Regions from separate parts of the Homo sapiens genome. Here region 1 is linked to region 2. Evidence: chromatin contacts called from ENCODE Hi-C or POLR2A ChIA-PET data. All regions are on one chromosome and are shown on one strand. Each heading gives the region's core, a stretch centred on a gene start or an enhancer-like site at or near the end of the contact. The rest is flanking DNA. Distances are from core to core; before and after follow the strand shown.

Region 1 (2,894 bases), core at 291-2,790, 44 kb before region 2:
TCAGCTATTTTAAGACTTCTCTTCTAATATGATACAAATTATAGGCAAATCAAAACTGTCAAGACAACTAAAGGCATTTAGCTTTTGGAACTTAGATTCCTTCCACACACTCTCAAGTGTCTCAAAGCCTAAAGGAAACAAAACAGAGCAAATAGTACATACAGAAATAAATTTCCAACAAACTAATAGTGCCCCAACCTAAGTTTATCTAAATACCTCTTTAATCTGAAAGAAGACGCTAGATTTAATATTTAAAGCAAACCAAGAAATCAGAGCATTTGCATCTTGGATACATTTCCTAGCCCCTCTCCAGTTGCTCTATCAAACCTTTTAATATCGCATAGATGCCCTTAAATGATGACGCCAGATAGGACTTACAGAAGGAAAGCATAACTTCAGAGAGGAGGAACAAATATTCAGTCCTTATCTTTGACTTCTTCTTATTTAGTGAAGGGGCTTGCCTCCTGTACTAGCAGTAAGTTGCGGCGTTAGAGTGCAAATGCACAGCTCCAAGCCCACTTCCAGTGCTCAACTGATAGCTCGGATCCAAGCCTCAACATGCTTTCTGGAAATGCAGGCAGCTCAACTGAAAACCTAACTGAGGTTTCTACCGTGGCACAAAACTGACCTGCACAAATATTTGACATCTCCGAGACCTCTAAAGGTTTCAAATAATATGCATTTTGTGCTAGGCTGCTCCTAGCTAGACAGAGCACTGAGATGATATAGAGAAGTGTTCTCAGCTGCTCAACCACACTGCTCACTAGACAATGTTTTCCTTTTCCGCCTCAGAACAAGAAAAACCAGCAAATACTGAATGAAATGCTCATATTGACTAAGCTTTCACAGCATCAATTGTATAGAAACTTTGTTTCACATTCCATTAAGTTAGCTCATGACTTCCCACGCTGCACTATTTCTCCTTCACCTAGCTAAAAGAGCCAACTTCATTCAGGCAAATCAAGGCAAAGTTTACCCCCCCGCCCCCTCCACATGTCCCTGTCTCTTTTCTTTTCCAACTTAAACTCATCCACGGCTAAATTAACAGCCCCAGTTGTGGCACAAAGGAAGCTTTGAAGGCTGCACCGGCTTGGTCCTCCAGTTGCCAACTGGAGGTAGGTTTAATGTAACATATTCTTGCTGCTTAAAGAATTTTTTAAGGGCTTGTCTGCACGGATGAAGAGCCGGACACCCCCAGAATTACATCATCAGAGTGAACACTCACCAAAATACATTATGTTTCTCATTAATCAGACAGCTGGAATCCCACCGCGGTGTCTTCAGCATCAGCTCTCACCCAAGGCTGGCACGTAGAGCAGAGCCCTTTCATGCTACATTCGGTGGAAATGTCCCCGGCGTGGAGAGCAGTGAGCGCCGAGAGCGTGCCTCCTCCGCGGGATGAGCGCCTTGCAGGCTGCCTTTCCAGGGCTAAGATCCCCGGCGGCTGGAGAGTGCGCTCGGGCTGCCTGCTGCACTGCCCATCCTTACTGTAATCCGACTCCTCCTTGCGATGTCCTTGCCGCGCCTGTGACATCAGGACTGAGAGTACTACAAGCAGACCCCTCCACCCCACCCCACCCCACCCTGGGTTAGCAGCCGCTCCACGAGGTGCTCCGACTGCCTGCCTGGACCAACCATGGCTCTCGGGAAGCTTTGACGAGCCCAGAGACTTGGGAAGGGGCGGAGTGAGGGGCGCGGGAGGCTCTCTTAAAGCGAGAAGAGTGTCGGGATCCACACAGGAACACACAGGAGAAATTCACCACTGTGCAGGAGGGACGTGGTTAAGGCGAGTTCTGCCATTAACGTGTAATTAGACAACACTTTTACCCCGCCCCTCCTGTGAATGCCACCATTCTCTCCAAAATTTAACCTCCTCTACCAAGTTAAAACGGCAGTACGAAGAGGGATGGTGCCGTGCTTGCATTCTCTTTGCTGTGGGCTTGAGGGTTTGTTGTTATTTTTTGTGATGTTTATATATAAGAGGAATAAAAGGAACGCCAGGGACCACTGCTAGGGTAATAGAGGTTCACACTTAGAAGTGATCACATCCCAGAAAGCTAGTACTTGGTGAAGTGTAATTTTTTATTTCTTGAGTGTTCCCTGAGCTATTATGTTGATAGAAAGATGTGAAGAAAAATAACTGGTGATAAAAGTCACCTCTCAGTTGCCCAGGACCAAATTTGCTGCCTCCCTTAGTAGGCAGGTAGAAAGCACACTGAGGCTGAAATGATCTTTGACCTCCTGAAACGGAGAGACGATTAGCCTGAAAGGCAACCAACATTGTGCCATAGTTAGAGTCCAGTCACCAATATAATATAGCCACACACACACACACCCACCCCCCTCCCCCCCCCACCACACACACACACAACGCTCTCATTAAATTTGAGATGAACGGTCAAGAAAGGCAAAGCTTAGCAAAGCCTCTGGCTCCTCCAATGGTATAATGAATTGCAGTCCTTATCTTACATAGAAAAGGATATTAGAAAGAAATCCCTGAAAGCTGTGCTGATTAATACTTAAATGCACAGCATGGAAAAAATAAACTCATACAGCAAGTTCCGTTTCCTAAGGACTCATCACTTTGGGAACCAATTTACGTACTGGAACATTTGAACTTATAAATTTCTATAGACATTTATGAAATTAAGAACCAAATATAAACAAAGAACTGTAGTCTATGGAAGAATGCAATTGATATATTTTTAATCTGGGCTTTTATAAAAGTGTGATAGCAAAGATTTCTACATTTTGATATTAAAATATTCTATAGCATTTCCTTACGCGATTCTATATCTCTTGGTGGATTTAATGTGCATAGAAACTAGGGGGCTGAAGCTCATAATAACGGCTTTCTGTGCAATCTTGCATAAAAGCTTAACTGTATTCTACCT
Region 2 (2,727 bases), core at 131-2,630:
AGTAAAATCAGTTATGAAAACTAGGCTTTGCTGACTACTCTCCATACCACTCATCAAGGATCAGGGACATAAGATGGAAGAAGATATGGAGAGAGCACAAAGAATGACCAGGGATGTAAAAAACTACTGCTGACAGTGTCATCAAGAAAAACAAATGAGAGCCTTATGTGCGTAGCAAAATTTCTTTTCGTGACCAAGGAAGGCACCTGATCTCTACCTTTGCGTTCTCCGCCACCATATGCAACTTGCTGCTTGGGGAGTAGGAGTGTAGTCATGAGAATTAAAAGAGAAGAAAAGAGAAGTTTTAAACCTAAGAGCTTAAATAGAGAGCTTAGACCATTGGGAGCTTCTGATCTAGTAAGGTGACTGGACATTCCTGAGGACTTCTGGCCTCTGAGCCACCTCTCCTCTTGAAAGCTAGAGTTGCCAGAGTGTCATTGAAACGACAGAAAACACAGTGGATTAGAAAGTTTCTGAAACTGTTTAGGTTGCTACAACAAAACACCATAGACTGGGTAGCTTATACACAACAGGAAGTTATTTCTCACAGTTCTAAAGAATGGATGCCCAAGATCCAGATGCAAGGAGATTTGATATGCGGTGGGGGCTTGTTTCCTGGTTCATAGACAATGCCTTCTTGTGGTGTTCTCACAGGATGGAAGGGGCTAGCTAACTTTGGGGGTCTCTTTTATAAGCATGAACCCTGAGCATGTTAGATTGGGATGGGAGGAAGAGTCATCCAGGAGGCGATTACATTTTAATAATGGTAAATTTTAAAGCTGCTGCTGCTTACACACCAGGAGTGTAATGGGAAAAGAGTTTGTAAGAAAAAGGCTCAATCTGAAACCCTAGTTCTGTCACTTACCACTGCTGTGTGACCTCCTGTTCTACAGCCTACCTCTCTGAGCTTCATCTGAACATTGCAAATATTGTCACATATCATACAATGCTATTATGACAATTAAGTAAAATAATGATCAGCAAATATTGACAAATCATAGGTGCCTATCTACCTTTTATAATAAAGCTTAATATTTTTACTAATACTCTCATAGTCAGTGTCCGCTGTAGGTTCAGTGTTGTATCAAATTATTTGTACCTGATCCTTAATTAAATCAAATTGAAGAAGTTTTAATATAAAAGAATTAAATGCTTAAGTTAGAGTGTTCCAGCCCTGGTTGTCCTCAGCTCACCCTTCAGGCTTAGTTATCTAACAACAGTATTTGCCTGCTCTAAGATCACCCAGTGTGAATGGAAAAGCCATCTAAGTCTTTTTCATGTAATTATGTACACAGTTGCTGTAGGCCTCAGGGGCCCCATTGGACCTCTAATAACGAAGAAGCCTGGAAAGTCTGTGCCTCCCCAGATCACAGCAGTGACAGGCTATGGACTCACCCCAGTAACAGATGGTTTTATTAGTGGCCACTGCCAGACACTTGGCTGAGGGCGGGGCACATAGCCATTAGCGTCTGCTCCACTTTGGTGGAATGGTAGCCGTGTGCAAAAGAAAAGCTGGGTCTAAAAATAATTGACAGTGAGGGAGACAATGTACTTTTTATGTCACCCGGGGAGAAAACAAGCTAAAATAAAAATTTTTAAAAATCCTTTCCCTTGGCTCCTGAAACAGGAAAGATAAGCTCAAGTAATTGTGATATTTCCATGGAAGAGAAGGTTAGGATGTCTCCTAGTGGGAGAAAAATAAAGAAGGGGACAGAATGTCATAGGTGCCTAACACTCAGTGAATTTGTGGGAAGAAATTCTGACTCTGGCTACTTGGCAAACAAATTAAAAAATAAAATAAAAAGCTTTTCTCCCACTAATGCCACTTCAGATTATAGGCACTCAGTATGACTATCAAATAGCACAGAAGAAGAATGACAGGCGCTATTCTCAATGGCAAACAGAAAATATGATTTTTAACAAACAAAAGAATATTAATTCAAGACCTAGCATGTAAAAGCTAATAATTTGCTACAAAGGTAAGTAAAAGAACTTAAGGCATACATTTGAAAGATCTAATAGTCTAGGGTAATTTTCTCAAATAGAAATGACTATGTGGCAATACTATCATAGCAGAGTCCAGAAAACTCTCAGTTTCTTCTCCCACTTGGCATTTGGATCTCGACACTATGAACAGTTGCTTTTCCTGTTTATTTTTTTTGTAATCAAGTTCTGGTAGATTTTCCTGTTTCCTTGGAGCTAAGCCAGAGTCGGAGCATATTAGAGAACCTCACTGCTGCAGTAACTAATTATCAGTCTTAACTTTGCACTGCTGTGTCACAAGCTACCACACATCTAGCAGCTTAAACCACACACATTTCCTAAATTGTTCTATTAAGACCAGCATTATCCTTATACTAAAACCCAACAAGAACACCACAAGAAAACTACAAATCAATATCTCTCATAAATATAAATGCAAAAATCCTCAACAAAATATTGGCAAATCTAATCCAAAAATGCGTAAAAAATTAGACATCACTACCAAGTGGGATTTATCCTAGGTAGGCAAGGCTAGTTCAAAATTTGAGAATTATTTAATGTAATTCATCACATCAACAAAAGCTGGAACAACTGGATATCCACATGCAAAAAAAATTTTTTTTTAAAAAGGAATCTACACACAGACCTTCAGACCTTACACTTTCACAAAAATAAACTAAAGGTGGATCACAGACATAAATGTAAAATACAAAACTATAAAAATCATGGAAGGTAACACAGGAA

What was found. Hi-C counts contacts between places; a loop is a spot of excess contacts on that map. ChIA-PET counts read pairs that join two places held with the same protein, here RNA polymerase II (POLR2A). Pooled maps may share reads with other maps.
Region 1: a loop to region 2 is called in a map of heart left ventricle, with 8 times the contacts of the local background. The contact joins the promoter of ZNF385D here to the enhancer-like site in region 2. A Hi-C loop is called at or near these places in 13 of 168 maps with a recorded cell type or tissue (MCF 10A, Right ventricle myocardium inferior, heart left ventricle and 2 more) and 9 of 50 pooled maps. POLR2A ChIA-PET finds 5 or more read pairs at or near these places in 2 of 52 experiments (WTC11 and activated T-cell).

Annotation. Positions count from the first base shown.
Region 1 is chr3:21,749,670-21,752,563 of GRCh38, forward strand. ZNF385D (zinc finger protein 385D) reads right to left here and starts at 1,541. Exons shown (of 8, transcript NM_024697.3): 1 at 1,226-1,541. The coding sequence starts at 1,247.
Region 2 is chr3:21,793,956-21,796,682 of GRCh38, forward strand. It overlaps a transcript of ZNF385D not described here. Among named protein-coding and RNA genes, the nearest start is that of ZNF385D, 44 kb to the left of the region's middle. Within about 2 kb of position 1,381, at least 5 of the 41 ENCODE cell types and tissues checked have a DNase peak (open chromatin) inside an H3K27ac peak, as active enhancers do; they include heart left ventricle, heart right ventricle and left ventricle myocardium inferior, where a contact is called at or near this core.